Linked DNA regions of Homo sapiens: region 1 is linked to region 2. A link is an interaction called in ENCODE POLR2A ChIA-PET data of the cell type or tissue named here. Cell type or tissue: A673. All regions are shown on one strand. Each heading gives the region's core, and the rest is flanking DNA. Links, peaks and the distances in the headings are about the cores only. Region 1 has its middle 36 kb from the start of LINC02668. Region 2 overlaps LOC105376360 (a long non-coding RNA gene).

Region 1 (16,106 bases), core at 3,324-11,323, 450 kb before region 2:
TGCACTCCAGACTGGGCAACAAGAGCGAAACTCCATCTCAAAAAAAAAAAAAATATACAAATGAAAATATTTGATGACCTTCAAGATTCCTTCCTTGAACAGGTTTTTAAAATCAGTTCTATTTGCAAATTTATAAACAACCAGGTTACCATGGTAATTAAAATCAGAGTGGAAAAGAGAGATGAAAATTAGCATAGTGTGTAAAGAACTATTGCCAAGTCGAAACGACAGAAAATAATGTTTCAATAGATATATGGGAAAATTGTCAAGAATTGTCATAATAGACAATTAATGAAAGAATTGCAAGTGGTCAGACCTCCAGTGGAAACATACCTAACCTCAATAATAATCAAAGATATTCAAATATAAACAAAGATGAGCTATTAATATTCATTTGTTAAATTGTTAAATGTGGCTGGGTGTGCTGGCTTACATCTGTAATCCCAGAATTTTGGGAGACTGAGGCAAGAGGATTTCTTATTTATTTATTTTTTTTTAAGACAGAGTCTCCCTCTGTCTCCCAGGCTGGAGTGCAGTGGCGTGATTTCTGCTCACTGCAAGCTCCGCCTCCTGGGTTCACGCCATTCTCCTGCCTCAGCCTCCCGAGTAGCTGGGACTACAGGTGTCTGCCACCACTCCCGGCTAATTTTTTTTGTATTTTTAGTAGAGACGGGGTTTCACCATGTTAGCCAGGATGGTCTTGATCTGCTGACCTCGTGATCTGCCCTCCTTGGCTTCCCAAAGTGCTGGGATTACAGGCGTGAGCCACCATGCCCAGCCAGATTTCTTAAGGCTAGAGTTCGAGACTAGTCTGTGCAACATAGAAAGATCCTTTCACTACAAAAAAAATACAAAAATTAGGCAGGTGTGGTGGGACACACCTGCAGTCCCAGCCACGTGTTAGGCTGAGGCAGGAGTAGTGCTTGAGTCCAGGACATGATATGAGCTCTGATTGCCACTACACTCCAGCCGGGGCAACAAGGCGAGACGCTGTCTCTAAAAACAATGTTGGTGGTATAGCATCAAAATCTGTCAAGGGATCAGTTTGGCAATATTTATCAAGAGCATTAAAAATTCACCTTTGACCCAATAATTTCAGCCTTTAGAAATGTAGAGATATGTGCACCAATGATAAACACATTTATTGCAGTGTAATTTACAAGATTTCAACCCAGAAAGCTACTTAAATATTCAAAAAAAGATGGGGAGCATTAAATACATTATGATACACGTGATAAACAGCAAAACAGCCCTTAAAGTCTGTACTTTTAATAATATTTCATACCCTGGGGAAACACTTGCCACAGGATAATGATGAATAAAAGAAGAAACCCAAACTAAAAATTGAGTGTCATTCCAGCTACAGGAAAAGATAAACATGTTCCCAGAGAAAAATCCTGAGAAAAAGCAACACCAAAATCTTGAGAATGTGTATTTAAAAAACAAACAATTGCATAGCTGATGATTTTTATCTTATTCTGTGTTTTGTTCTGAATGTTCACAATTGTAGCAAACCTGCAAACTTTGTGATGAACAACAACAGCAAAACCACAGAAAATGCAAAAACAAACGTGTCTTTTTTCTTCAGATATTCTGTGAATCTCTTGAGCATCACAACTTTAGGGACCACCTGCTGTGCCCCCCTATAGCAGTTCCTAGCACCGCCTCTCCTAAGACGGGTTAGGGTCACACTGAGAAACCACACTCAGAAACCTGGTGAATAGTAGGTTAATAAAATAAAGGTATAACTAGGCTTTCTTGGCGTCAAAACTACAGGTGCCTTTCATTCTTCTTCAGTCCCAAATGCAAATCATTTCTCATGTTTTTTTAAAATGGATTTTAGGCTGGGCGAGGTGGCTCACTCCCATAATCCCAGCACTTGGGGAGGCTGAGCTGGGCAGATGGCTGAGCCTAGAAGACCAGCCTGGGCAACAGGACGAAACACCGTATCTACAGAAAAATCAAATCGATCAATAAATAAAATGGATGTTGTTTTTCAGAGCAAGTTTAGATTTGCAGAAAAATTGCAGAGCAGGTACAGAGAGTTCTGATGTCCAACCTTCCTCCTGTGCGTTGTTCTGGTTTCACATGTTCGTGTTGTAATTGAGTGCGTGCACACTCAGTAAATGCGAAATGGTTTCATCACAACCGCACCGATGCAGTTCCTAAAAGAAACACACGACAGCCGATTTTGCTTCTCAAAATCGCTGCATTCAGGGTTTCCGCCGTCACCCTGCTGGCAGTGAACTAGAGGACCCGTCCCACCGGAGCTGGTCCATGGAGAGGTGCCACAGCCTGTGAGCCACGGCAGAGCGGAGAAGCCTGGGACCCCTGTCACCTCTCAGAGCAGCGCCTCACATGGCAGAAGGAGCTGCTTTCCGAAGAGCTAAAGGTTGCCATAAATATTTATAAGAGACCTGGCATTGCTGCGCTGGAGGGCAGTGTGTTATGATAAAAGTCACAAATGGAGCTGAAAAAACAGTGGCTTCTACATGACAGCTACGTGTGTGTGTGTGTGTGTGTGTATGTATGTGTGTGTGTATGTATGTGTGTGTGCACGTGTGTGGGGATACGTATTTGCACACATGTGTGTTCAATCTGTGGATACGGTACCTACGTGCACTTCTGTACCTGGTTTCTTCCTTTTTCTACACATACATTATTTATCTGTTTTTTAAAATTCAACTTTTATTGCTCCTTGTCCTGCCGGTGGCCCTGGCAACATGCCACGCCGGACTCCAGCTTAGTTTCCTTGTTGCCTTGCAGCCAAACTTACGCAGTGTGCAGACGGAGCTGCTCAGAGGGGAGGGGCAGCGAGCAGGTGCCACGTCCACACCGGGTGAGGCGTGAGGTGAGGGCTCCCCCGCGCCGCCCTGGCGTCCAGGTGGTGAGGGCTGCACGGAAACGTGGACTTCGGCAGAACATGTGTGCGCCACGGAGCGGCTGCGTGCAGCCCGCAGGTGAGACCGTCTGCATAACTCTGCCAACCGTGGAGTATCCAAGTAATTTTTAACTACTAATAATGAAAATACAAAAATTTGCTGTTTGGGAACTAACAAACAATTAGAGTGGGCTTAATCAAATGGCCTCCAGAGTAATGGCACTCTCCTTTGCTTTCTGGTGTGATTTCCTGAGAGTCTGTGAGCCAGGAGGAGTTTGGAGGAAAGACCTGCTGAGATGAGCAGCTGCGGCCTGAGCCTTCCTCCCCTCCTCCCCTCTGGGCTCTTTCTCCCGTCCAGGCGGACGCTGCCCCTGCACTGACCATCAGAGCCAGATCCAGGGGACAGTCCCCATCCTAGTCCCCTAGGCCCCCACGGCCACCGTCAACCTCAGGCCCCTCTGTTAACACCTTCCTTTGCTTGGTGTCGGGGACACAGCAGTCCCTGGTTTCTTCAGCAGGTGCACCCTCTGCACACATGCTACTCACCTTGCTCCTCCTCATGCTCTGACACCGAGGCTTCTCCATGCTCCACCACCGAGAGGGCTTCCATTAAAGTCTACGCCCAGGTCACGTCCCCGTCTCCCCTGCTCCCCTGAACAGCACACCTGTGTCCGTTTTCCACTAGACAACTGCACAATTTTGTTTCGGACTCAGAGGGGAGAAACTCCCATTTTTCCCCTCCATCCAGGAAAGCTGGACTTGGTCTCCCCAAGTTAATAACCAGGGTCCCCCCTCTTCCAGTTGCCCAGGCCCAAATACTCAGAACAGAGGGATCGTCAGGCTGAGTGGTGTCCCCCAAAATTCATACACAGAGGCCTGTTCCCAGGGCTGCGAGATGTAGCTGCGTCTGGAGACCGGGCATTTACAGATGTGATTTGGGTAAAATAAGGCCGCATGGGTAGGTCCTCACCCAGCAGGACTGGCATCCTTATAAAAAGAGGCAGTTAAGACCCAGATGCACACAGAGGGATGGCCCTGTGAGGACACAGTGAGAAGGCAGCCCCTGCACACGGACACCCTGACCTCAGATCCAGCCCCCCCGAGAAGGAAAGAATGAGTGTCTTCTGGGGAAGCCGCCTGGTCTATAGCCCTGGGCACTAACACCAGCCTCTCCTTAAAAAATGACTAAGGATTTCAGGGTTGCCCAGGAGAGCACCGAGCCCAACACAGGGCCCTTCTAGAGGCAGCTGCTGGGTTCTGTTGTCAACACAATCATCCCTGCGATCCTTTCTTTTTTACTCATTTTGCTTTGTTTTTTAGAGACGGGGTCTTGCTCTGTCACCCAGGCTGAAGTGCAGTGGCATGAACAGGGCTCATGGAAGCCTCGACCTCCCCAGCTCAAGTGATCCTCCCTCCTCAGCCTCCTAGGGTGTTGGATTGCAGGTGTGAGCCACGGCGCCCCATAGGCACAATCCTTTTAAATCTCTGGTCAGATTCCCTCGCTTCTCCTCTCAGATCTTCTTGGTGCCTTCCCACCTCACTCCAAGCAAAACACAAAACCTGTGTCACAGTCTGCAAGCATTCCAGTGGCGAGTCCCACCAGCCCCACCCCACCGTCTACCGGCTCTGTCCCCACCAGCTTTTTCCAGCCACTCCCTCTGCAGGGGACGTCCTCCATCGCACATCCACAGGCCTGTGTCCTTCCTTGCGCCACTCCTCAAATGTCATGCTGCCCTCCCGTAAGGCATCACCGCCCCCGCCAACCTCTCCTACCTCCTGCCTCATCCTACCATTCTCCTGATTCATCTTCCCCTAGGACACATCCCACCTGACATTTTATATATTTATTTTCTGATTATCTGACGGCCTCTGGTGGAAGGTGACTTCCAGAAGGTGGGGATTTCTAGAATATCTTCTTGGAATGTATGCTCAGTGCTTAGAAACTTGCCTGGCATTTAGAAAGTGCAATAAATATTCACAGAATATAACCAGAATCTATGGTCTAGCTTGCAGTCTATATGTGGCCGTCCACAGTGAACAGCATTTTTTTCAATGAGTTTTCACTGTGATTATTTTAAATCGTTGCTCCTTTCTTTCCAGCTATGTGGCTGGGCATCTGGAGGCAATGGCAGTACACCACGCGTGCGGATTCTCCCCAGGCAGGACCTGAGTCCTGGGAGGCCAGGCTGCCATGTGCTGGCCCTCACCTGGGGTGGGCAGGGGGTCCCAAAGGTGAACCCAGGTTCCTGCCTGCTGGTGTTGACACAGGTGCCACCTGTCCCCACTCCCAGGCCTGAGGGCGGGACTCAGAACCCAGGGCCTTGTCCACACCCCTGTCTCCAGACCCACTTAGGCAGGAAGAAGGGAGAAGCCACAGGCTCTGGGGTGGATGCAGGCAGCTATGCAGCCACAGCAGGGATGGGCCTCAGTAGATGTGGGACCTCAGCAGGTGTGGGACCTCAGCAGGCATGCGGTCTCAGCAGGTGTGGAATCTCAGCAGGCGTGGGGTCTCGGCAGGCCTGGGGTCTCGGCAGGCGTGGGGTCTCGGCAGGCGTGGGGTCTCGGCAGGCGTGGGACCTCGGCAGGCGTGGGGTCTCAGCAGGTGTGAGACCTTAGCAGATATAGGGTCTCAGCAGATGAGGCACGTGGAGCTTTGTCCAAGGCCATTGGGCCCTTTCCTGAGATGAAGCCTCTCTGTGGCCTCCACATGTGCAGATCAGAAAGGTCCCTTTCTGGCCTCAGGGCTGGCCCTCCAACAGCGGGGTAAGCCCTGTTTTCCTGTATGAAACCCCTTCCTCTGTACAAGGTCAGTTTTCCTGAGTCAATTCCAACTGATACAGTTGTATAGTCTGAGCAGAACACAGCAGCTCAAGTCTACCCAGGTGCCTGGCATGGAGCACCCACTAGCCCAGGGGCAGGTGGGGCCTCAGGCATGAGCTCTGAGCTAGGCCATCTTCCTGGAAACCCCAATTCTCTGTTCTACCACTTACAATAAGGTGGCACATAATTCACCATTGCAGTGGGTCATTGTCCGCAAACCAAAGCATCAGAGGCAGCGGTTTTAATCTCAGGGCTACTAGTGGATTACTTTGGACATATGATCTCATTTTTAAGGTTTTTTTTTTCTAAAATAGAATAACACTACCTGCTTTTCTTTTGAGAAAGTTGTTACAAGCAGTAAATTAATTTGAGTAATTATAAGGCAATTTGGAAATTCCCACACTCATTCAGATTTCCTTTGATACTAGAGAATAAGATGATGGATGCCCACAGCATTTGGTTATAAATTCAGATTCTGGGGTTGGGCGTGGTGGCTCACGCCTGTAATCCCAGCACTTTGGGAGGTCAAGGCAGGTGGATCACAAGGTCAGGAGTTCGAGCCTGACCAACATGGTGAAACCCCATCCCTACTAAAAATATAAAAAATGAGCCAGTTGTGGTGGCACGTGCCTGTAATCTCAGCTACTTGGGAGGCTGAGGCAGGATAATCACTTGAACCCTGGAGATGGAGGTTGCAGTGAGCCGAGATCATGCCACTGCACTCTAGCCTGGGCAACAGAGCAAGACTCCGTCTCAAAAAAAAAAAAAAAAAAAAAAAAAACAGAATTCAGACTCTGGCTTTGTCACTTACTACCTGTGAACCATGAACAACCTACTTCATTTCCCTGAGCTTTGACTTCTCCAGCTGCAAAAGAGGAAGAATGGTATTTCTAGGATATGAGGAGGATCAAAGGAGTGAATCTGTGAATGGTATTGATAAGATTTGAGAGGATCAGATGAGGGAATCTGTGAAAACACTTAGGATGTCTATCGAGTAGTAAGACCTCTTATGTATAAGTTATGATTATTGCCAAGTAAAGACAAATGGCATACAGTTTGCTTCACATCAGCTGGTAAAGATGCAATTACTATTCAGATAGGGAATAAACAGAAGTGGATTAATTATTGTAATGTAAGTTATTTTAACGTCTTAGTACATGGATTGTCAAAAATAAGATATCCCTACTTCAAATGAAGATACTTCCAATTGAAGATGCTGCTTCAAATGTTTCTAAAAAACCGTAAACCTCCAATATTTAAATACAACGTAAAAGTTATCAAAGGAACTTTAAAGCCATCATCTCCTTTATTCCTCATGAGAACCTCACCAAGTGAGAGGTACACAGATTATATCGTCCCAATTCAGAGATGAGGAAACTGGGACTCTGGGAAGATGTCTTAAACAAAGGTCAGTGGAGCTAAATCGAAGGCCAGTGCCTTTCCAGGGCTCCAGGAAATTCCAAGCTCAATTTAAGGCTTGGCTTGAGAAAGCTCACTGAGAAAATGTGAATATCTCCTGGAGGTGGACGCTATTTTTGCTCATTCAAGATGGTATTCGACTTGACGTGTGTGTGTGTGTGTGTGTGTGTGTGTGTGCACGTTCTTGTGCTGGGGTGGGGCACTGGAGGCACAGACTGTTTTTAGGGAACATTCCTTTGGATGAACGCATCTTCACATGCCTCTCTGGTAAATGACGGGTTGTTTCTATGCAATGAACTATAAACAGGGAGCGCACTGTGAACAATAGCAACATAAATCACAGTTACTGCTTTTCTACTCTGCAATCTGGGGGAAAGGACATTTCTCAGTGTGCTTTCCTTGACACACATCAGTCTCTGTGTTTACTATTCAAAAGATGTGATCGGGTGAAGGCCTGAAGCCCTTTCACATTGAAGGGGCTGAGTGGCAGAGGGTTCAAGACGTTATAACTGGAGAGGAGACATTTGGAAATGATTGTTCTGTTACAAAATGCTGCCTGGGAAACATGCTCTGTTATGTATTCACTCTTTTTTTTTTTTTTTTTTTTTCCAGTTTAGAAACCCATTTTTGGAGCAAGCAAGCAGACTGAATGGAAGTGGTGAGAAAATTAATCAGCAAAATCTTCTGAAATTGGGTGCCTTCTTCTTAAAAGTTTTCTCCCTGTAATCCTAGGTGCTGTCAGGGAGTAATAATTATTTCCCATAAACAGCTGGCTCAGTGATCTATTTTGCATGCTGGGGGAAAAGAACTAGCTGTGATGAGCTCTCCAAAGCTTTTCTCACTAATGATGTCTGTGATACACACTCACACAAAGACCCACATACATTCGAAAGGAAGATACTGCAGAAGAAACTCATTTACAGTCTTGATCTACCACATGCATTCTGCAGGGTGTTTCAATGTCACAAGAAAGCATAAAGAAACCCATCTAAGTTCCTGTTTGTTTCAGATGCTCCTTGAAGATGGGAGAGAGAGCTGGAGCTCATCTGTCCTGGCATCAGAGAACCGTGACTCCGGAGGGTGGGAGAGGCAGGCCCGAGTCATCTCTGCCCTGGGGCCCCTTCCCAATGTGTCCTGTCTTCCTCCCTAGTGAGGGGAGTCTAATTTAGAGTGGGAAGTGGAGAGGAATGCTGGCCAGGTGGGAAGTTGGGGGGCTGCGCCATGACCCGCCACACTTGGCTGGGTGGCTCCAGGGAACATCCTCTGCCTCCCCTCCAGTGCAGGAGTGAGTGAAGCAGCTGCCTCTGTGGCTGCCGACGCTGGCTACGCACAGCAAGGGAGGAGGCTGAGACATGAGGAAACCTGGCCCTCTAGGCGGGCACTTTGGAAGCTCGCTGGCATGCTGCTGGAGACCCACCGGCAACCACGAGGACAAGTGGGGACCTGGTGACATTCCAGCTCTGCCAGCCCTCCCAGAATAAAGGGGAATGGCAGCAAATCAAGAGGCGGAGGCGTTTCAATGCCATTTTGCTGTGCTGACTTTTCCTTTTGGACATTGCGAACAAGAGAAGAAAGCAGCTCCCTTAACTGTAGTACAAAAAAAATTCAGAAAAGAGGGCATTTTAAGGGTAACATTTTTCTTGCTGCAATGACTCATGGAAGACAGAAAGTGAGAGGCTTGCTGAAAGGCGAAAGACAGAGCCAAAAAAGCAAAACTCAAGTCCTATTTACAAAACGACGGGCCACAACGGACTCTCCAGTAACATGATATTGTACATTGTCCTTTAAATCCTGAACAGATCTTCCTTCCAAATCCTTTACTGCCTCAGAGTTGTTAATCACAAAATGAAGGTTTCTGCCACCAAAAAAAATTGACCACAGATGTTTCCAGAAAAGAAAGAGGAAAGAACAGCCATTCACCACGCCCGTGTGGGGTGTTGAGGCTGCAATGCTGAGGTCCCTGAAAACACAGGCATGAGCAGTGCTTGTCCTTTCCAGGGACCCGAGGACAGCGAGTCACAGAGCGGCTGCAGGTGCAAGGCCATTCCTCATAGAAACCGTGTGTCCAGGTGTCAGGCATATTTGTCATGGTTCCTCAAAGGGGAAACATTCATTTATAATTTTGAAAAACAAAAACAAAAGAACGACATGAAAGGAGAGGCCTTAACTAAAAAGAACAATTCACAATTGCCAAGCAGTTGAGGAGGTCTTATAAGAAACTCTGGGAGTTAAACAAGAAGTCAAAAGGGCTGGATTTCACGGGCAGCGTCCTCCTTACCTTCTTGTGCTAGAAGGCTGGATCTGGGGCTTTTCAAAGGCAATGAAGACAGGCCAGGCACGGTGGCTCAGGGCTGTAATCCCAGCACTTTGGGAGGCTGAGGTGGGTGGATCACCTGAGGTCAGGAGTTCAAGACCGTCCTGGCCAACATGGAGAAACGCTGTCTCTATTAAAAATACAAAAATTAGCTGGGTGTGGTGGCAGGTGCCTGTAGTTCCAGCTACCCGTGAGCCTGAGGCAGGGGAATCACTTGATTCCCGCCAGGAGGCGGAGGTTGCAGTGAGCCGAGATCCCACCGCTGTGCTCCAGCCTGGCCGACAGAGTGAGACTCTGTCTCACAAAACAAACAAACACAACAAAGGCAAATAAAATCGTTGTTTGAGCAGCCACATGACGTTCAGTCTTATGTATTCTCCAGATATATTAACAGAACTGTAAGTTTTCAAGCAGGGTTTTCTAAAGTTTGTGAACAAAATAGAAGCATGCTGTATGCTATTTGGGTTTTAATTGTTCCATTTATGAAGTGTCCGAGTGAGTAATGGCGGCAAGTTCATTTGATTCCACTGGGGACACCTGCTGTGAGTGAAAACAGGAATCTGTTCTCTCCAGACCTGGCATCAACGAGGATAAGGGAATGGAAGCTCTTCTTACAGCAGTTCTCAGGGAGCGTTTCTTTGCCATTCAGTAAAGATCAGACCCTCAACATTTTCAGAACTGCACCCTGACATTCTTAAAAGCCAGGGCTCCTGTTCTCCCACCCCTCCCTGGGTGCCGCCATCTGTCTAGAAGGCAGCATTTGTTTTCAATCGAGAATGCTGACCACACCTGGCAGGCACAACTGAGACGCATGAGCCTCCCCTTTCATTTACAAGGTGCTAATTTGAAAGATAAGTATCCCTTCAATAGCCCTGGGGCTGGGCACCAGGATGCAGTGAGTCAGGAGAACAGGATGGAAATCATGAACCCTGGTATCATTAACAAAGCGATAGATCAGTATTCGTACAACATCAGAGCCCTCAAGAATATTTATATCTATCCTTTCTACATGAAGTCTCTCACAAGGAATCTGAAAGAGCGAGAGATGAGACATGCGTATGAAAAGAGTTCCTTCCATCGAAGGCCCTTCGTGAGCATGACTCATGACCACTACCCTGTGTGACACCCGGTAATGTGTCCAGTTGAGAAAATTAGGAAGCGAGAAAGTCAGTCAATTTCCTCCACATTCCTGGAGGAAACTTAAACACAGAAAGAGATGCCAGGAGTGAGGATGTGCTTGCGATGCAGGTGACACCTGCAGCCACGTTAGAGGTGTGATTGCTCCCACCCAACGGCGAATGCAGCCAAAGGGCGACAGAAGCATCTTAGGAACAGATGATGGGGTGTGTGCCCTGGAGATCCAAGGATGACGTCTCTGTCATCCACGCTGCCCCCTGAGAAGTATACGGTGTGGAGGGAGGTCTTTTCCTTTTTCTTTCTTTCTTTTTTTTTTTTTTTTTTTGAGACAGAGTCTTGCTCTGTTGCCCAGGCTGGAGTACAGTGGCATGATCTCGGCTCACTGCAGCCTCTGCCTCCCAGGTTCAAGCAATTCAAGCAATTGAGGTTTCCTCTCTCAGCCTCCCGAGTAGCTGGGACCACATGCATGCACCACCACACCCAGCTATTTTTTTGTATTTTAGTAGACACGGGGTTTCGCCATGTTGGTCTTGAACTCCTGAGCTCAGGCAATCCGCCCACCTCTGCCTCCCAAAATGCTACGATTACAGGTGTGAGCCACTGCGCCTGGCCAAGAGAGTTCTTTTTCTAAACAGACTCGCTCCATGGAGCTGTTCCCCAAGTCCCTCCTTCTCGGCGCCCTCAGACACACACTCTCTTAGTGTCCAGAACAGAGCCACACGAGCCCTCAGCATCCTTCAAACCCGTTCTTCCTCCAGATGCTGCCGAGGTCAGGCCTGAGGCCGGCGCGTGGAGTGGCCTCGGCACCCTGTGTCCTCAGCTTGGCAACTCAGAGAAACATGTTAGAGGTGCTAACATTGGATACATGTGAGCACAAAGCTGGCAACTCTCAAAGAGGGAGGAAGACAAGGGTCGAAAACAATCTGTTGCTATGTTCACTATTTGGAGGAGGGTTCACCTGAGCCCAAACCTCAGCATCATGCAATATACTCGTGTAAAAAAGCTGCACGTGGACTCGCTGAATCCCAAACAAAAATTAAGTAAGTAATAAACATTTCTTATTTGTGGAAGGAGGGAGGGGGAGTGATATGGTGTGGATCTTTTCCCCACCCAAATCTCATGTTGAATTGTAATTCCAGTGTTGGAGGTGGGGCCTGGTGGGAGGTGATTGGATCGGAGAGTGGGTCCTTCATGAATGGTTTGGCACCGTCCCCATGGTGCTGCTCTGATGGTGAGTCATGACGAGATCTGGCTGTTGAAAAGTCTGAGCATGTCCCCCTCGCTCTCTCTGGGTCCTGCTCCTGCCATGACAGACACCTGCTCCGGCTTCGCCTTCTGCCAGGGGTAAAAGCTCCTTGAAGCCTCTCCAGAAGCAGAAGCTGCCATGCTTCCCGTATAGCATGGGGAACCATCAGCCAATTCAACCTCTTTTCTTTATCAACTACCCAGTTTCAGGTTTTTTTTTTTTTTTAATAGCAATCCAAGTATGGACTAATACAGAGAGAGAAAGGAAGAAAGTGAAGAAGAGCAAACGTATATCTGCAGCGGTTTTTCTGCATGGCTAAGGTGAGGCTGGGCTCCGTGGCTGTTCAGGCGATTTTGCTGCCTAGAAGGGGATTTGGAGAGGTAAGAAGCCTGCAAGACAGGAGGCAGCAAGAATAGGACGTGGGCGGGGGACACCTACCACACAAAAGGCTCATGTGGTCTTGATAGTCGTGAATATCTTGGATGCTCATGCCGAGCTGTTGAGTGAGATTCCTTATGCCATTCTCCACACTGGAAGGCTGAAGACTAAAGAGGTCATTTGAGCTATTAGGGGCACCTGACTCTCCCATCAAACTGTCATTCCTCTAGACCAGGGGCAGTGGCTCACCCCTGTAATCTCAGCACTTTGGGAGGCCAGTGGATCTCTTGAGCCCAGGAGTTCAAACCAGCCTGGGCAACATAGCAAGATCCCATCTCTACAACAACAACAACAACAACAACAACAACAAAACATACAAAAAAAAATTAGCCAGGCATGGTGGCACACACCTGCAGTCCCATCTTTTTGAGAGGCTGAGGTGGGAGCATGGAATGGGCCTGGCAGGTTGAGGCTGCAGTGAGCTGTGATTGTGCCACTGTACTCCAGTCTGAGCAATAGAGTGAGACCCTGTCTCAAAAAAAAAAAAAAAAGTCATTCTTCCAGACAGCAGAGGTGGAAATGGGAAATAAGACTGTTCAGAAATGCAGCAGACAATTCTTATTCAGCCTCCCTGTAAAGATTTGAAATGGATTGTAACATTGTAACATCGTAGGTGAAAAAGATCAAGCACAAAGCATAAAACATATAAAAAGGGTTTTCATGTTTGCAAAGCTCTGAACAAGTGTAACTTCTTATCTAGCCAGGAGCCAAGAAAGGTATGGCCAATGTTAGGGGCGATGGGTCACAGGGAAAGGCGTCCGTGAAGCCCGAAGCTCTAGGGGGACCTCACAAAGTGGGTGGGTATTTCTGCCTGACTGTTGGAGAGATGGGGGAGGGGGGCGCGGGGGCACTGGGGGTTCCCTGTCCTTCCTCTACATGAGTAAAACGGAGTGTGGGGGAAGCTTTGCTTTGATCTGCTCCATGCACTTCTAATTCCACACCTGTGGTATAAGAACATGCTGCTTTTCACACACCTCACCTTCCTGGTAACACAAAGGGATGGTCAGAGCAGACGCTGGGGTAGCACTTGCCACACGCCAGGCACTGTTGTAAGCATTGACTCCTTTGGTTCTCACAATGCACCCATGAAGTAGGTATTATTACGATCCCCCTTTTACAGATGAGGACACGGAGGCCAGGAGAGGTGACCCACGCTGCTCTAGGCTGCATGGACAGTAGCAAGTGTGGGGCTCACGTTTGCTGCAGAAGGTAACCCCAGTCTGCTGTGTCACAGGCCTCTGCACCTGATCGTAAGGTGTCAGGGTGACATCTCTTCCTCACTCCCTCTGGGCATCTGCCCATCATTCCCATGTGGCTTGCTCTTGGGGTGAGGGTTCTCATCCTGGGAGGTCTGGGTAGCAAGGCCGGTCTCCTGGGCAGCACTCAAGAGCACAGATGCTCTTGCTCAAAGACAGGCAGAAGTGTTTTCACAACAAGACTAGGACCATCTAATTTCAATGTCATTAAATTAATAAAACTCTAGGGGCTGGCCAGCGACAATCTAATTAAACGTTACAGAATGCAGCCCAATTATGTAACACAGTGGGCTGACTTTCAGATAGATTGGTTTTTGATATACATCAGCTGGTTAATCACTTGTCTGCCATATCAGGTAAGCTGGGATTAAACACTCCATCGCACGAAATCTTAAGTATTTCTAGCTTCATGTCAGGGTCTTCTTTTGTGGGCAGAGGTCTGCTGCAAAGATTATTGATGAAGTTTTGATTGCTACCTGCCCAGATATGACCTAGCTAGGCTGGAGGTGGAGGTGTTTGCTTTCCCGAGATACATTAGGTCTGCCTAACAAATATTTATCAAGAGCTTACCATGAGATCATACCACTTCTTTGGCGATCAATTTGGCAATATTTAAACAGAGAAGGTGCACACTTCATGACCCCAAATTGCACTTCTAGGTATGTTATGTCCCCTGGAAAAACTCTCATGCAGGTGCACGATGAGATGCATGGAATAACATTTGCTGTAGCCCTCCTTGTCATGGAGAGGTGCTGGGAATAGCTCAAGCATCCTTGGGCAGCAGAATGGGTACCTTCATTTTGGCATTTTTATATGATGGATTTTTTTTCAGTAGTTAAAATGAGTGAATGAGAGTTTAACATATTAATATGCATAAATCACAGTAAATGTTGAATGAAAAATACAAGACATAAAATTACATTTTTAGAATTATGCCATATGTAGAGTTTAATTTACTATTCAGAGATATGTACTTTCATACACGGTAAAAACCTCAGTGCATTGGTGGAGCTAATGAAATACCAAAGCCATGACAATACATATCTTTGAGGAAGGATAAAATGAAAGAATCAGGGAGATACATATGGGAGATTTGAATTGTAACTACACTGATTTATTTCTTTAATAAGAATGGGTGATGATGCAAAATATTGTTGTAATGATTTTAAAACATGACTGATGTTTTAAGCACCGGATTGTGTGTTTATTAGGTTGCCCTATTTTTTTTGATGACTGAAATAGTTCATAATATAGAAAGAATTTCCTGCAGGCTAAGCATTAGGGCACTCGGCACAGTAAGATGAATGCCTGCAAGCAAGATACAGGAAGCAAGGAAGGAAAAAAGGCTTCACAGAAGTAGGACGTCCTCGTAACTGGTACCACCAGCCGCAACGCAAAGCCAAGTCTGAACATGAATCTTGCCTTTGATACGGGCAGACTTTATACGATAACCTTTCTCTTGAGCAAAATTTACTCCAAAAATAACTCACTTTCCTGAATTTTTCTCTTTGTAGATGTGACATTCGTATGAACTAGCATTTCAAAGTAGGGTGTGTGGAACTTGGGGCAAGTGCAAACCATGGCAGACTCGGAGAGACATCCTTATTAGGAGGTGCTTGGTTGCAAACCTTTTGATTTCATTACTAATTTAAAGCTACTTTGGCTGGCTACATTATCGGAAGGAAAAAAGAAAGAAAAAGCACAGGTGGCTCTGAGCACCTGCTTGCCTTTTGACGGGTGGGAATCTGGGCTTGACTGTGTCGCCGTCCACAGCAGGTTGCTACAGCGGGTTCAGCAATGGCACCTGGTCCATCGTTCCCCGCTCAGGATTTTTCCCCGAGCTGTTTGGAAATCGCTGGATGCTCCATTTTTCAAATTCGCTTCACGTGTAGATGAATTTGGCAAAAGTCAGAGAAACAGCGAGTAGCCAAACAAACGGGAATAATTTAAGCTGCAGATCATAAGCTCCCGGTGGGCAAGGACGAAACCTTCATCTGTTCTCCAAAATGTTCCACGCAGCTCAGTGGGCATTCTCTGATGCTGATTACCACGGCTCGATTGACACGTTTAGCTCCTGTGGGGACAGCGTCGCTCATGATGAAGAGAATCAATCAAACTTACTTTCCTCAAGTTTGCTGGTCCTATCTAGAATGCTTAGACACGTGTCCAAAACAGCACTCTCATTGCAATAACAATTGTATTGTTATTATTGATTATTAGAAATCTGTTATCCGAAGCAATGGAGGCCATACCTTTGTGACGAGGTGACTACACATGGAGGTCCAAAACGATGTTACAAAGCCTTATTTGTTCATTTTTAAAATAAGTATTTTATTTAATGAGGTATGTAGCAAACACCTCTGCTCCTCTCCCATCACACCTCCTCAGCTTACTTTTTTTTTTTTTTTGGGATGGAGTCTCACTCTGTTGCCGAGGCTGGAGTGCAGTGGTACAATCTCAGCTCACTGCAGCCTCCACCTCCTGGTTCAAGTGATTCTCCTACCTCAGTCTCCTGAGTAGCTGGGATTACAGGCGACTGCCACCATGCCTGGCTAATTTTTTTTTATTTTTAATAGAGACGGGGTTTTGCCATGT
Region 2 (16,106 bases), core at 4,224-12,223:
TCACCAGATATACTAACACCAGCCAATGACACGCCAAGTACTTCACTAAATCTGACCCTCCCTGCCTTCATGGAAATGCACACTTAGAATTACAGGTTTGTATTTGTGGTTCCTGGCTTTCTTTTTTTTTCCACTACTTTTTATATTAGAAAAGTCATTTTTTTTCCTAGACTGTGTTACTAAAAAGTTCAGATAAAGATAATCTGTAAAACATACCGCGATTTTATGTTCTTTTTTTTTTTTTTTTTTTGAGATGGGGTCTTGCTCTGTAGCCCAGACTGGAGTGCAGTGGTGTGATATCAGCTCACTGCAACCTCCACCTCCCAGGTTCAAGTGATTCTCCTGCCTCAGCCTCCAAAGTAGCTAGGATTACAGGCATGCACCACCACACCCAACTAAGTTTTGTATTTTTAGTAGAGACAAGGTTTCACCATGTTGGCCAGGCTGGTCTCGAACTCCTGATCTCAGGTGATCCACTGGCCTTGGCCTCCCAGAGTGCTGAGATTACAGGTCTTGAACTCCTGATCTCAGGTGATCCACTGGCCTTGGCTTCCCAGAGTGCTGGGATTACAGGCGTGAGCCACCACACCCAGCCAATTTTATGTTCTATGAGGTGTAAAATTATTCATTATTGTTTGGTTTCACACACAAAGTATCCCAGCCAACAGTGTGAGGATTTTATGGCCCAGTTAAGAATGTTAAGAATTGGATGATACAGATTCTAAAGATAATTCATTTCACTCTAATACGTATTTGTCAAAGAAGCTTTTACATCATTACATTTTTTTACATCTAGTTTAGGAAAGAGAAATTGCACATATCAGCCAGCCTCACCTATTCCCTACTCACAGAACTTGACTGTGGACCAGAGAGAGAGAGAGAATAAGAATGGGGAAACCACAGTAGCAAATCATCTTTAAGAAACATTTACCAAATTATCCATCTCTGTTTAAAAATTAGAATAGCTGAGATATAGTGAAAGCTTGCAATGTGCCAGATACTAAGCCCATTGGCTTGATGATCTCATCCAATTCTCACAGCAACTTGACCAGCTAGGTGCTGTTAGTGCAAGTATTTTTCAGACGAGAACACAGGTCTTGCAGAGGATGGCTGGGAAGCAGAGCAGGTTACGGGGCTGTCATTGCAGAGCCAGCATCTGTACCTGGCTACAAGACTCAGCCACACTCCAGCCCATAGTCGTAAGTTTTAAAAGCACCTCCAAAATCCTTTGCCACTCAGTCCATCATGAGGTGAAGCTTTGTCCCCTCACATTGATGGCCAGACACACGGGGCGCAGCAGAAGTGACTCGGGGCCTGTTGCTTTGGGAAATAGGGGTTTTCACCTCCTACTTCTAGAGTCATTTGCTGTTGAGATCCAGCCTCCATTCTGGGAGCCAGCTTGGGCTGCCTGCCTGTGTCTGAGCCATCTTGGAAGTGAACCCCTTCGAACCCAGCACCCTTGCTTGTGCCATGGAGCACACACAAGCTGCCATTTCTATCCCTGACCCAATGGCAGATTCCCGAGGAAATCAAATGAGTGGTGACTTCCAGCCACTAAGTTACCGTAGCAGTTAACTGATACACAACCGTTAGACTGTTCCTAAAGCTGTGTTTAAAATAAAACTTTAAGCTGGTAGCGCTATAGAAATAACTGTTGACACGCCCCTGTTTTAGAACCAATGTCACTAGGCCATCTTATTTGCTATTCTTTTTTTTTCTGGAAACGTCATTAATAAGAAGCCACAGAACTCCGTGCTTCTCCCCTTGTCAGGACATCTCTTGTGGGAACTCAAGCCAATGTGCACGTAAGGCTCTCTCTCTAAACTAGGATGGTGAGGGTTTCATGTCTTGGGGATGTTGCCTTGCTCTTCCTGGGATGTTTCTGATGCAGCCACGGATGCACAGGGGTGCCCGGAATTCACAACTGAGGAGCACAATCCCAGTGAGACAGCAGGAGCTTTGCCGCAGTGGCATGGAGGTGACACTGGGAGGAGACACACACTGACCCTGGGCCCACGGCCCCTGTTAACAGCCTGGCCCCACCACAGGACACAACAGTCTGTCCCAGGCTGGTGATGCCAGTGACGCCCCAAAGCGCCTTGGTAGGAGGGACTGTGGACACAGCCTGCCCATCCAGCAACTGTGCCGGCTGTTGCTCCATGCACCTGCCCGCCCCCTGCTCGCCCTGCCTCTTTGAACACCTGTTCCCACTGTGGCCTTTCAAAGGCGTCCCTCTCTGCAGTCTTCATTCCAGAGTTATGTGAGTCTCCCCAGGCTGTCCGTCCTGTCAGGGGTCCCCCCGCCGTGCCCCACTTGTCTGATGACCTGCTCTGACACTCTTCTAAGCATGTTTTTGGCTTTAACATCTCTTTGGGCACCACATGTACAAGACAATAAGACCAAACTACAAGACCAAACTCAAATGCTGTGAGGAGGCAGCTGGGGAGCACCTGTAGGAGAAATAACTCGGTATCAGAGAGTGGGGAGTGGTAAGGCTTTGGTAGTTTGTTTATAATCAGAATTATTCAAGTTTATTATAACATCATCTAATAAAGCAAGTCTGGAGAAACTGATGTGGGGCAAAGAGCCTCATTTTGACCCATTCAGAGTTCCTGAAACTTTGGCTTAAATCCATCCAACAAGAGTGGCACCCCAGTTTTGAAGTCATCACAATGAGGAAAGATGGGGCTCTAACCTACAGAATTACCCACTCCATGTGGGCACAAACCAGAGGAAGCTTCCACACCTCGGCCTACCTCACGGCAGAGCATCTTTAAAATAAATGTCTTAATTCATAATAATGCTGGCATACTAATGTGGAAATTATGATTAAAATCATTCAAAGAACCAATCAGTCACCAAGCAAGCACACACAGACATGTAGATGTCTATTACCTTGGGGTTATGTCACCAGTCTTTTACAAACAACTCTCTCTCTCTCTCACACACACACACACACACACACACACACACACACACACACACACCGCTTGCTAGAGTCTGCACCTTTTTCAAGTCGTCCCAAGAGAACAATGGGACTCATGCTCTTGACTGATTTGGGGGTGAACCAAGGAGAGAAGAAGCCTGCTTCATTAGCTAAAACCAAAAGAAGGGAGGGTACTATTTATACAATCAGCTCAGAAAATACCTCTGCCACCCCTCCATCAGTGATGTTTACTTCACCTGATTATTTTGGTTCGTTACCATGGTCTGGCTGGACTATAAACAACATAGTTATTTCTCACGGTTCTGGGGGAACCAAACTGCTGGGAAGTCCAAACTTTAGGCTCTTGGCAAACTTGGCGTCTAGTGAGAGTTTGGCCCCCCAGTTCACAGACAGTGACTGCTCACTGTGTACCCGCAAGGCGGAAGGGGTGAGGCAGCCATCTGGGGCCTGATGATATGGGCACTAATCCCAATAGGGGGCTCTGTCCCCATGGTCGAATCACCTCTTAAATGGGGATTAAGATTTCAGCATGTGAATTTGGAGGGGAATGGGGCACAAACGTTGTCTATTGCACCGTTTTTATTCATTTAAAAATGTTGAAAGAGGATTAAAAATAAGAATAAAAAACTCTCAGCCTAGAACATGCTATTTGCCAATGAGATTTTCTTTTTATTTTATTTTTAAAGATCAACACCACTTACTTTCCCAAGCTTATTTTGAAAGTTGACTTAACAGAAATAATAAGAGGCTTAAAATTTACAATTTCCTTTACCTAGAAATTCCATAAACAATCTAAAAGGCAAACAGAAAATTTGAGGAAAGTTTCCAACATATATGATAGGAAAAAGTTAACATTCTTAGACTATAAATGACTGACATTATTTGAAAAGGCACACACTTCAATAGCATAATGGGCAAAGAATATAAACAAGTAATTTAGAAAAAAAACCGTATGGCCATAAAAAAAGAAAAAATATATATATGTATATATATATATATATATGAAATTATTTAGCCTCAATAGCATTCAAAGAACTATAACATACCAGATACTATTTTCACCCATCAAAAGTCAAATATTAAAAATAAGTTATAGTATCCAATGTTGTCCCACATATGAGGAAGTAAACAGCCTCCTACACTATTGGTGGAAAACAAATTAATACAACCTTTTTGTAAACTAATTTGCTTATTCCTATTAAAAACCTTTAAAATAAGTACATCCTTTTGTCCAATAAGTTTACTTGGAAAGATTTATTATAATAATTATAGCTATACTCAAAGATTTAACTTAAATATGTTCATTGTTTATATCTGATCAAATATTTGTACAATCTGGTGACCAGAATAATACATAGTATAACCCCATTTTTGTGGAAACAAATATTTATATGTACAGTTGACCCTTGAACAACATGGGTTTGAACTACTCTAGTCCACTTGTGTGTGGATTTTCCAATGAATATATTGAAAACTTTTTTGGAGATTGTAACAATTTGAAAAACCTTACAGATGAGCTGCTTAGCCTAGAAATCCTGAAAAAATTAAGAAAAAGGTATGCCATGAATACATAAACTATATGTAGATACTAGTCTTATTTATATGTTAATCAGCTGTTCATGCTATCAGTAAGGCTTCCTGTCAGGAGTCAGCTATCAGTAGTTAAATTTTAGGGGAGTCAAAAGTCATATGTGAATTGTATTCGTCCGTTTTCACCCTGCTGATAAAGACATACTTGAGACTGGGAAGAAAAAGAGGTTTAATTGGACTTACAGTTTCATGTGGCTGGGGAGGCCTCAGAATCACAACGGGAGGTGAAAGGCACTTCTTACTTGGTGCTGGCAAGAGAAGATGAGAGAGAAGCAAAAGCAGAAACCCCTGATAAGCCCATCAGATCTCATGAGACTTATTCACTATCATGAGGACAGTATGGGGGAAACCACCCCAATGATTTAAATTATGTCCCACCAGGATACAATTCAAAATGAGATTTCGGTGGGGACACAGCCAAACCCTACATGAATATTTAACTGTGCGAGAGGTCAGTGCCTATAACGCTTGCATTGTTCAAGGGTCAACTGTATATAATATATAGTTAAAAAAATACATAAAAGTATACACAGCAAAGAGGTTACTCTGGAGTGGCAGAATTTTATATTATTTTAATTTTTTCTCTGTTAATCTATGTGGACTATTTTTCCTTTAATAATCATGTGCTATGCCCTTAGATGTATTTATTATGTGAAAAAAGATAGTTATTCCTTTATTACTAAAAATAAATGCTTCTAGAATAAATAAGTAAAAGTAATATAATTATTTGGTACAGATTTTTAATAAAATGGTGTTAAAGAATAAAAATTCTTACATATGCAAGGAAGAATCAGAATGTGTATAACAAAAAAGCAATAGTCTTCATGTGTGATTATGAATTGTGAGATGTTTATTTTCTTCTTGTTCTCATCCACACTGTCTAATTTCTCTGTAAGAATGTTGATTACTTTCTAAGAAAACATAGTTTAATTGGCACCTTGGGGTTGTGGTGAAACAGGCATCCTGATGCCAGTATAATTGGCTACAGCCTTTCTTAAAAACAATTTTCAAATTCCTTTCACTATCCTTAAAAGATGACAGTGTTTTACATAGTGATTCCATTCCTGTTGATCTATCTTAAGGATATAATCAGAATATTGACTCAAGACTGTTGTTTTTCCAGAATTCTTTCAAATTGAAAAAAAAAATTTAAAAAGAAAAGAATATCTAAATAAATAAAGTATATCAATATAATGAACTATTGTGCAATCATTAGAATGATTTCTAAGTGTTTTTTACATAGTAACTTGTTATTGAACATTTAGTTTGAGTCATACGTTATATCAAAAGTTTCACCATGCATGAGTTCATTTGATTCTCTCAACAAACCTGTGAATTAATATTGTGACCATGATTAGTCACATGAGAAAACTGAGGATAAGAGAAAACTATAAGACTCTTATGTGACAAAATGTCTAAACAGAGTAACTATTTGAATCCAGCCCCTATGGATTTTGCTACTACTATCTGGAAATGATAAAGCAAAATCAGACACTACCAGTGATTTAATGCTAAGAGGAAAAAAAGTCATCACCTAAATTGTATCCTATTAAAATAGACATATAGGCATAGGAAGAAATAGAGCAAAACATTCATAGACACAATATGGGCATGGCAAGTTTTCAAATAATTTTTATTTTTTTAAAATTTTGTTCCTTTCTGTGTTTCTCAAATGTACTACAATGCACATGTATTATAAGAAGAAAAAAATAGACCGGGCACGGTGGCTCATGCCTGTAATCCCAGCACTTTGGGAGGCCGAGGTGGGCAGATCACGAGGTCAGGAGATGGAGACCATCCTGGCTAACACGGTGAAACCCTGCCTCTACTAAAAATACAAAAAATTAGCCGGGCGTGGCGGCGGATGCCTGTAGTCCCAGCTCCTCGGGAGGCTGAGGCAGGAGAATGGAGTGAACCCGGGAGGCAGAGCTTGCAGTGAGCCTAGATCGTGCCACTGCACTCCAACCTGGGTGACAGAGCAAGACTCCATCTCAAAGAAAAAAAAAAAAAAAGAAGAAGAAAAAAATAAGGTAGCTGTAAGTAACCAAAAAAATACATTTTCAAACGGGGGTTATTCTCATGTTTGGCATGTGTCATATAAACACTAAACAGTGCTAGAATAATGGGTAACTTGACTTTATACACACTGTGCTTTATCATAATTCTGCAGAAAATGATACAAAATATATCACTTGACTTAGAATATGAAGGTCAATATATTTTGTAATTAGGTATTTGACAAATGCTTTCCTGTAAGAGCTCCTCGCTTTATAAATATGGACTCACTGATATCGATGATAAAATAAATATCAAAGTTTGTCATCCACAGGGGAAGGATGTTGAGATAAGATTTTCGTTTCACCCTTTACCCACTCATATGGTATGAGAGGAACCCCAGCAGAGCAGGAAGTTCAGGTAACATTACTCAGCATTACTCAGTCTCTTCTGAGCTGTTTCTTTCTCACTTGCTGTCTTACATCCTTCAGATATTACTTTTTACAAGACTTCAAACACTAATAAAATGATACACATTAGTAAAAGAGAAAAATCCATTATATAACCCTTCAGAATAGACTAAAGGAGCAGAGTCCATAAAAGCTGAATCATCCCATTGTGTAGGTCCCTACCAAAAACACTTGACTTATCAGCTGAGCCAGGAAACCTCATCTTCAGTACACATGAGATATCAGTAGCTGTTTCACAGGTTGGTCATCAAGGGAGGCATTTAGGTAAAGATTCGCATTCTGACTTTATCACTCACTAACTGGAGAATTGCAGCAAGTTACTCAAGCCCTTAATACCTCTGTTTTCTCAGTATTAGGAATGCAGAGTAATGTCTATTACATAGGGCAGTTGTGAAATTTGGGCAAGAGAGTGTGTGTTAAATCCAGAGGCTGACACATAATTAAGTATTCAACTCAGTCAGCGAATGTGTTTACTAAGTGCCAAGTCACCCACTGAAATCAAACCTGTCCGTGGTGCCACAGATACAGCTGTAAGAATGCAGCCAAAACCCTGTCCTCCGCCAGCTCATATTTTAGTGATCCTTATTGTACAGGTCTTGAATTTGACCAATCAGCAGACATAGTGGTTTTTGTTATAATAAAATCTAGATTAAACATATTTATTGGATAATTTTTAAATCTTCAGAAAAAGATTCACAAAATAATATTTTATATTGCAATGTATATTTTTACTTGATTGGTAAAATTAAGATCTTTAATCCACTTTTCTTTCTTTTTTTTTTTTTTTTGAGATGGAGTCTCACTCTGTTGCCCCAGGTGCCCCAGGCTGGACTGCAGTGGCACGACCTCGGCTCACTGCAAGCTCCACCTCCCCGGTTCAGGTCATTCTCCTGCCTCAGCCTCCCGAGTAGCTGGGACTATAGGCACCCAACAACACACCTAGCTAATTTTTTGTATTTTTAGTAGAAACAGGGTTTCCCCGTGTCAGTCAGGTTGGTCTCGATCTCCTGACCTTGCGATCTGCCCACGTCGGCCTCCCAAAGTGCTGGGATTACAGGTGTGAGCCACTGTGCCCGGCTAATCCACTTTTCAGAAAGACTTTTTTGATAGTTAATTTTATGTCAACTTGACTGGGCAAAGGGATGCCCAGATAGCTGGTAAAAGTCCATTCCCAGGTGTGTTTTTGGAAGAGATTTGCATTTCATTTGACTTGATGGGATTGATTTTTGAATTGGTGAATGGAGGTAAAGAAGACCCACCCTCGCCAATGTGGGCATAATCCAGTTCTTTTGTAACCTCCCAGCGGGTTCACCTTGTTCGCTGCTTAGACAGAACCGATTTATCAAGACAGGGGAAATGCAATGGAGAAAGAGTAGTTCACACAGAGCCAGCTGTGTGGAAGCTGGAGTTTTATTATTACTCAAATCAGTCTCCCCGAACATTTGGAGATCAGAGTTTTTGAAGATAATTTGGTGGGTGGGGAGGGGCAGTGAGTTGGGGAGTGCTGATTGGTTGGGTTGGAGATGAAATCATGGAGCATCACTGTCTTCTTGGGCTGAGTTAGCTCCTGGGTGGGGGTCACAAGATCAGATGGGCCAGTTTATCCATCTGTGTGGTGCCAGCTGCTTCATCAAGTGCAGGGTCTACAAAACATCTCAAGCACGGATTTTAGAAGCAGTTTAAAGAGGTTCAGAATCTCGTAGCCTCCAGCTGCATGACTCCTAAACCGTAATTACTAATCTTGTGGCTAATGTTAGTAGCCTAGTTCCCAGGCAAGAAGGAGGTTTGTTTTGGGAAAGGGCTGTTATTGTCTTTGTTTTAAACTGTAAACTATGAACTAAGTTTCTCCCAAAGTTAGTTCAGCCTATGACAAGAATGAACAAGGACAGCTTGGAGGTTAGAGGCAAGATGAAATTGGTTAAGTTGGATCTTTTTCACTGTCTCAGTCATAATTTTGCAAAGGCAGTTTCACTTTCAGAGCCCAAACAGTACAAAAAATGTAGCGGAAGGGTGAATTTTCTTTCTGTGTTGTAGCCAGGACATCCATCTTCTCCTGCCCTCACGTTGGGAGCTTCTGGTTCTTAGGTCTTCAGATTTGAACTTGGGACTTGGGACTGAGCCACACCACCAGCATTCCTGGCTCTGCAGCTTGCAGACAGCAGATTGTGAGACTTCTAGGTCCTCATAATCTCAGCAGCCACTTCCGTTAATCTCTATATATACATATACATATACATGTGTGTGTTCATGTATGTGTGTGTGTGTAGTCCATGTATGTGTGCGTGTGTGTATAGTAACACTTTTGTTACTCCATTTAACCTTGATTACATAACATTCACAAGCAAGTGTTTAAATACAATTCTTTTTTAATTTGAATTGTTTGGTATTTTGTGGGCCTTTTGGTTTAAAGGCTCATATTATTTAGCTTTAAACAATATTCTTGTTTCATTTATTTTATAATTTCTGTTTTTCCAAGTTTATTTTGCTCTAACTCCTGCTATTTTTTTGCCTTCAAGTTTCATATATACATTTTTTGTCATATATATGCATGTGTGTGTGTGTGTCCTTGAAGACAAGAAATATATACATATGGACCTTGAAGACAAGGACTACACACACACACACACACACATGCACACACACATGCACACATGCATGCACATTTTATGTATTTGCATCTATACATGCATAGAGAGCATATATATGTATATGTGTATATATACGTGTGTGTGTATATATGTGTGTGTTTATATGCGTGTGTGTGTCCTTGAAGACAAGCAATGCAGTTGTTGTTTACATGTCCTGTGCCTATCACAATGCATGGGATATGATATGCTTTCAGTAAAGCTTGCTGAACAAATGCATGAATGAATGGGTTAGCAAAAATATTTTAACCTGCCTAAAAGAAACCATAAAATTTATAATTTTTTAAAGCAAGACTGTCATGTATATATCAACAGATAAATGAAAATTTGTTAGAGAAAAAAGAAAAAGCCCAGAATGAGAATATTATGTTCTCTTTATCCAAACTAACTCCTGTAGATGTGAAACTTGGAGAGAAAATAAACAGGATCATTTGCTTAGGATTTCTCTTCTAAGAGCTCTAAATATTGGAAACACACTGAGTAGCAATATTGCATCCAAATCTGTTGGTTAACAAATTAAAAATGTATAAAATAACAAACATCTTCCTTAGGGTAGGCCCATAAAAAATAGATTTACTAAATGAAAGAAGTAGTGTTTCAAAATAATTTCTATCACTAATTTGAAGGTTTTGCTTTATTGCATTTTTTGTTCAATACTGCTAAAGCAATTCTTATCATTTTTTCAGTGATTCTCAATTTTGAACACTTTTGTTACTCTGATTTAACCTTCATTATGTAACATTCCCAATCAAGTGTTCAAATGCAATTCTTTTTTTTTTTTTTTTTTGAGATGGAGTTTTGCTCTGTCGCCCAGGCTGGAGTGCAGTGGCACGATCTCGGCTCACTGCAAGCTCCGCCTCCTGGGTTCATGCCATTCTCCTGCCTCAGCCTCCCGAGTAGCTGGGACTACAGGTGCCCACCACCACGCCCAGCTAATTTTTTGTATTTGTTTTGTTTTGTTTTGTTTTTTTAGTAGAGACAGGGTTTCACTGTGTTAGCCAGGGTGGTCTCGATATCCTGACCTCATGATCTGCCCACCTCGGCCTCCCAAAATGCTGAGATTACAGGTGTGAGCCACCACACCCGGCTGCAATTCTTTTTTTAATTTGAATTGTTTGGTATTTTATGAGCCTTTTAGTTTAAAGGCTTATATTCTTTAGCTTTGAACAATATTCTTGATTTATTTCTTTTATAATTTCTGTTTTTCCAAGTTTCTTTTGCTGTAACTCCTGTTGTGTGTTTTTTTTTTTAATTAAGCTTTCCTGGAATCGTTATCTATATATTTTACTTTTCCCTATTTTTTCTGTATCTTTGTATTTTTCTCAATTAACTACTAGAATAATGTAAGTTAGTATTTGACATTTTGAAATCTTACCATCGATATCAGAGTCACAATTTATGGGGAAAGAAAGAAGGTTAAAACAAAGACAGCGCCTAGCATAATCTCTTTCGCAATAGTGCTGATTAGATTAACTACGTACTAAGTAGAGCAATAAAGTAGCTGCAGTGAATAGTGAGGAAGGACAAGCATCCCATTCAAGCAGCATCAGGAAACCTTTATCTGGCGCTCACCAGCTCTGTGCCCCACGCTGCTGATAGGTGATCAGCATGGCTTTGTCCTTGACCTTGAGGACTGAAAGCTTAATATTTCCTTTTCCTGCCTTCCTTTGCCATATTAAAACAATTCCAAACTGGTTTTGGTGGTGCATACCTGTAATCCCAACTACTCAGAAGGCTGAGGTGGGAGGATCCCTTGAGCGCTGGAGTTCAAGGCTCCAATGAGCTCCAATGGTACCACTGCACTCAGGCCAGGGCCACAGAGCAAACTCTATTTCTAAAGTAAACAAGGACTCATGCGGTGCCTCACACCTGTAATCCCAGCACTTTGGGAGGCCAAGGCAAGTGGATCACCTGAGGTCAGGAGTTCGAGACCACTCTGGCCAACATGGTGAAACCCCCATCTCTACTAAAAATTCAAAAATTAGCCAGGAGTGGAGGCACACACCTGTGGTCCCAGCTACTCGGAAGGCTGAGGCAGGAGAATTGGTTGAACCCGGGAGGTGGAGGTTGCAGTGAGCCAAGATGGTACCATTACACTCCAGCCTGGGCAACAGAGCGAGACTCCACCTCAAAAAATAAAAAAATAAAGTAAACAAATACATAAATAAAAATTTAGAAATAAAGCAATCTCAGTCTTTGAATAAAGCTTCTCATTATATTATGATATAAAAATATTAAATTTTACTCCTAAAAATCTTACAATCACTATCCCTCTTTATTTTCCATTGGACCATACCAGCCAGTCAGAATATTCTCGCACTCTCTAATCCACACTCATCCACAAAAACACACATGCATTCAATATTCACATGCCCAAAAGCTATCTCCACCCATTGTTCAATTTATATAAAGTCACTATTCTATTTCCAATAGTCATCCATCCACTCATTCGAACCAAGGTTCTCAGTTAACTGTAATTCCATGAGCTGCAAAGTTCTTCACCTTTGAAGATGTCACATTGTTTTCTAGAATTTCTCCTTCCTCCTAACAGTCTTGTCACCATACGCATCTTGCTCCAGCTGCCTTCTGGAGCAGGTGATGGGATGAGAGAGGAAGAAGAATCCCTCCTCCCATCTCTCAGAAGTGCAGCTTCTGCCAATCACCATGAAACAGCAGGAACACTGGGCTGAAAACAAGCACTGAAGGAACCAAAGAGTAAATAAATATCAGCACAGACGCAGACCTTGATATCCAGCTCATCAAAGCGTGCTGCACCCTCCCAAAAAACAGTCCCTTACTTGAAAGAGCGTTAGAATTAGAGAGGAGCCTGTGACGCTTGGCAACACCACAGCTGCTCTCAGCAGGGTGCCACAGCACAAAAGGGTCTCAGGAAATTGTCACAAGTGAAGGAAACACAAATGTAAAATTGATGAGGAAAATACCTGCCTTAAAATGATAATGGCAATTGGAAGTATTCCAGATGGCGTCAATGTGGAAATGATCCAGTAAATGAGATTACAGCCGGGTAGTAGCATGCCAGGTCAATCTTAAAAGTTGTTGTGTATAGCGATGTTTATTAATTTGAAAAGATATTCATATATTTTATGAGAAAGAGTCAGGTTTCAAACAATATGTAAGATAGGGTTCTGATGTAAAGACATAAGGAAAAGGAGAGAGCGAACGAGAAATTGACAGGATCTGTAACTATGTGTAATGCTGGATGGTGAATTGTTTTCTTTCTTCCTCTTTGTTCTTTGTTCCTACAGTCTAATATTTATAGTAAGTGTATATTTTACAACTAGACAAAAACTTTTTTTTTTTTGAGATGGAGTCTCGCTCTGTTGCCCAGGCTGGAGTGCAGATGGCACGATCTTGGCTCACTGCAACCTCTGCCTCCCGGGTTCAAGAGATTCTCATGCCTCAGCCTCCCGACTTGCTGGGATTACAGGTACATGCCACCGCACTCGGCTAATTTTGGTATAGACTGAAACATTTTTAAATGTATAAATTTCACACTGCAGTGCAATACAAGGCAGAGAAGCACTTCGGTGCAGTGGGAACTCCGCGTGGGGGCCACATCCCCGGGTTTCACCTCCAGTTCTGCTGCCAAGACATTTAAGAAAGTCATTTAACCATTAGAGCTCATTTCTCCACCTTAAACATGAAGACGCTAAGTCCACTTATGGCTATAAAATCTGGAGTAATCGATTTCTTAAACCCATATATCTACCCACCCTAAACACACTGTTCTTACACACATTGCCAAACTCTCCGGCTCATCGTCACACAGCAAAGCCAAAGACCTCAAACTTTTCTGCCAGGTGACAGCCCTGCTGGAGGCTTCTGGTCACCTTGCACATTCCCGTGTGTCCTCTGGACAGAACACCACGCAAGCCTACACGCCCCACAATCCAGGGGAGGCTGAATTAGCAGCTGTGCAACACCACTAATGTGGAGCCTTTCCAGCTTCATTGAGTTTGACTTAAAATAAATGGAGACTTGTGTGTGTTGGGTGAGGGTGGTGGTGCGTATCCCCATTTTGTTTAATTTGGGAAGGGACTTTTGGTGGCTTTGCCAACCCATGGCAATATTTGCAGTAAAAATTCACAGCTGATTCTCTCCCTTCTGGTCTGTGGAGTCTCCTTGGGAACCACTGATATGAATCCAGCCCCTGTCTACAGAGGTGGAGGATCAGGGGGCGTCTGCAGGAGCATGTGGCCAGGCATGGGTGCACCTAGATGCGGTGAGCAGGGGTACTGGAGAACAGGGTCCCTGACAGAGGGATGCAGGTCGTGGAGGACATCGGCCAGGGACCCTGGAGCGCCATAAAGCTGCTGGGGCTGAGGCAGGATGAAGTCGGCACACGCGATGTTCTCTGTTTCTCAAACTGGGGGACGGCGGGATGAAAGCGGCACCCAGGAAGGCTCAGCCTGGCACGAGTGTGCGAGCTGAACGGAATGTGGACGGTGTTGGCCCAGGACGCAGCTCAGAGGCTGCTGCAGTAATCCCGGCGTGAATGAGGCTGTAATCCCCACAGAATGATGTGCTGGGCAATGTGGAGCCTGGCTTCATTTCCAGCTCTATTTATGGCTCTGAATTACAGGAAAAGTGGGGGAGGGCACTGCTCCTGAAGCTCCGTTTCCTCCTCCCGTGGTCCTAGGTATCTGACCACCTGCAGCCACAGTCCCTGAGCACACTGTGCATGCGGGAAGCCCAAATACACAGATTCTGGAACTTTCCGAAGACACAGAGGGTGGCTCTGTTCTTCCCCTGAAGGCAACTCATCCATGCCACACGTGTCTTTATCACTACCGGAAAGCTCCAATGCGTCCTAACGCCTCCGGTTTGATGGTTGACTCTGTTTCACTCTGAACACCACAGAAGAAGACGGCCGTGCCAAAGATGCACGGGAATGAGAATGTTTGCCAGATAGGAGCACAATTTTCATCAAGCTTGGTTCTTAGGAGTGACACTCACTTTATGACATAAACTCAAATTTCTTTTACACAAAAATCAGGGGCAGTAATAAAAAGGTATTCTATGTGACCGGGAAGCATGGTCAACCGTGAAAACAGAACTTCAAAACAAGAGGCAGAGCCAATCAGGGAACGCTTCCATACAAACAACGTGCACAGCAAGGGCTGAGAAAAATAAGGCCTTTTCCTGGGTATTGTTTTGTGGGACTGCATCACGGTTGCAAAATTCGTGTGCCTCACTGGAAGCACAATGTTCTGCACTTACACCCTAGTAAATATTTTTACAAGATAATACTTCATGATAAAGGTGTTTGGCTCACAAAACCTCTCCCTGTCAACAACTGGAGGTTGACCTGTCACTTGCCCAAAGCTGTACAAACACTGGTGGGGGATATTTGCATCTGTCACTTCTAAAACACCCTCCTTTTTAAATCTAGTATGAAAGACAGTTTCCTCCAAAAAAAAAAAAAAAAAAAAAAAACCAAAAGCTGTTTCTTTTTTTTTCTTTTCTTTTCTTTTTTTTTTTTTTTTTTTTTAATGTTCCTAAGACTGGGGAAATCTGAATCTTTTCCTGAAAGCAGAAGTGACTGGCTGGCATGAATTAATAGGATTCATTGGTGCTGACTCCCCCACCTGCACATTCCTGCCCACAGTCGCGAATCTTGACGATGACATCCATGAGCACAAAGAATTATGCCAGGCAATCCTAGAGAATGGGAGTGTTTAACCTTTTCCTCGCCATCTTGTCTACTTTTATCTCTGCAGAACCCTCTGTGGAAGCGGTGGTCTGACACAAGCATTTCTGGATGACGCTGAACCTGCTTACAACTCCCTGCTGCTGTCAGGCAGAACATTCTCCAAACCGCATGAATTTGGAAGTCTGGACACTTCAGGCATCATCAGGTTTATGGTTTTGTCATAACCCTGCTGAAAGTCCTTTACCATCTCCAGGCCTCCATTTATTTTCTATAAAATAAGGAGTTTGGAATGGCACTGTGTTGATATTCTCCAGTTTTGTGAAACATCGTACTCAACAATCGCGAGCAGGCATTTTACAGACCTTGCTTTCCTAGACCTGCTCAAGTAGAACATTCAGGTCAGTGCTAAGAGTTAATATGCTGCCTCCGTCTGACCTCCACATTATGAAAAAAAATATAAAGGAAAGAGCAAAAGGTAGAGCAAGTAGGTTTCGGGCTTGGTGGAGTAGCTCTGAGTGCTGCCCTGTCCTTGGCTGTGTGTGCCAGGTGAAGCGTCTGTGAAGGTCCCCAGTGGGGTGTGCAGAGCACAAGGGCTGCTTCTGAATGCAGGCACGTGATCTAAGGACACTGTGCATCACCAGTGTGACCCCAGGAGTAGTTTCAGAGCTTTGATAAGACCTAGGCCAGGCTCAGTGGCTCACGCCTGTCATCTCAGCACTTTGGGAGGCCAAGGTGGGTGGATCAGCTGAGGTCAGGAGTTCAAGACCAGCCTGACCAATATGGTG

The links. ChIA-PET counts read pairs that join two places held together with the same protein. Peaks named below come from ENCODE experiments on the same cell type or tissue, not always from the same donor. Only the 100,000 strongest peaks of a DNase experiment are listed, where the experiment ranks them.
Region 1: POLR2A ChIA-PET joins it to region 2 with 13 read pairs; 3 of 35 experiments call an interaction of 5 or more read pairs at or near these places.

The regions. Positions count from the first base shown.
Region 1 is chr10:3,285,424-3,301,529 of GRCh38, forward strand. No RefSeq gene overlaps it. Among named protein-coding and RNA genes, the nearest start is that of LINC02668, 36 kb to the left of the region's middle. In A673, for the core only: no CTCF peak of the experiment used is centred there; no DNase peak of the experiment used is centred there.
Region 2 is chr10:3,733,300-3,749,405 of GRCh38, forward strand. It overlaps LOC105376360 (a long non-coding RNA gene), which reads left to right. Exons shown (of 2, transcript NR_131187.1): 2 at 15,389-16,106. Among named protein-coding and RNA genes, the nearest start is that of KLF6, 44 kb to the right of the region's middle. RefSeq lists enhancers at 6,271-7,470, 9,044-9,183. In A673, for the core only: no CTCF peak of the experiment used is centred there; DNase peaks (open chromatin) are centred at 7,392 and 11,142; H3K4me3 peaks cover 214 bases; H3K27ac peaks cover 325 bases.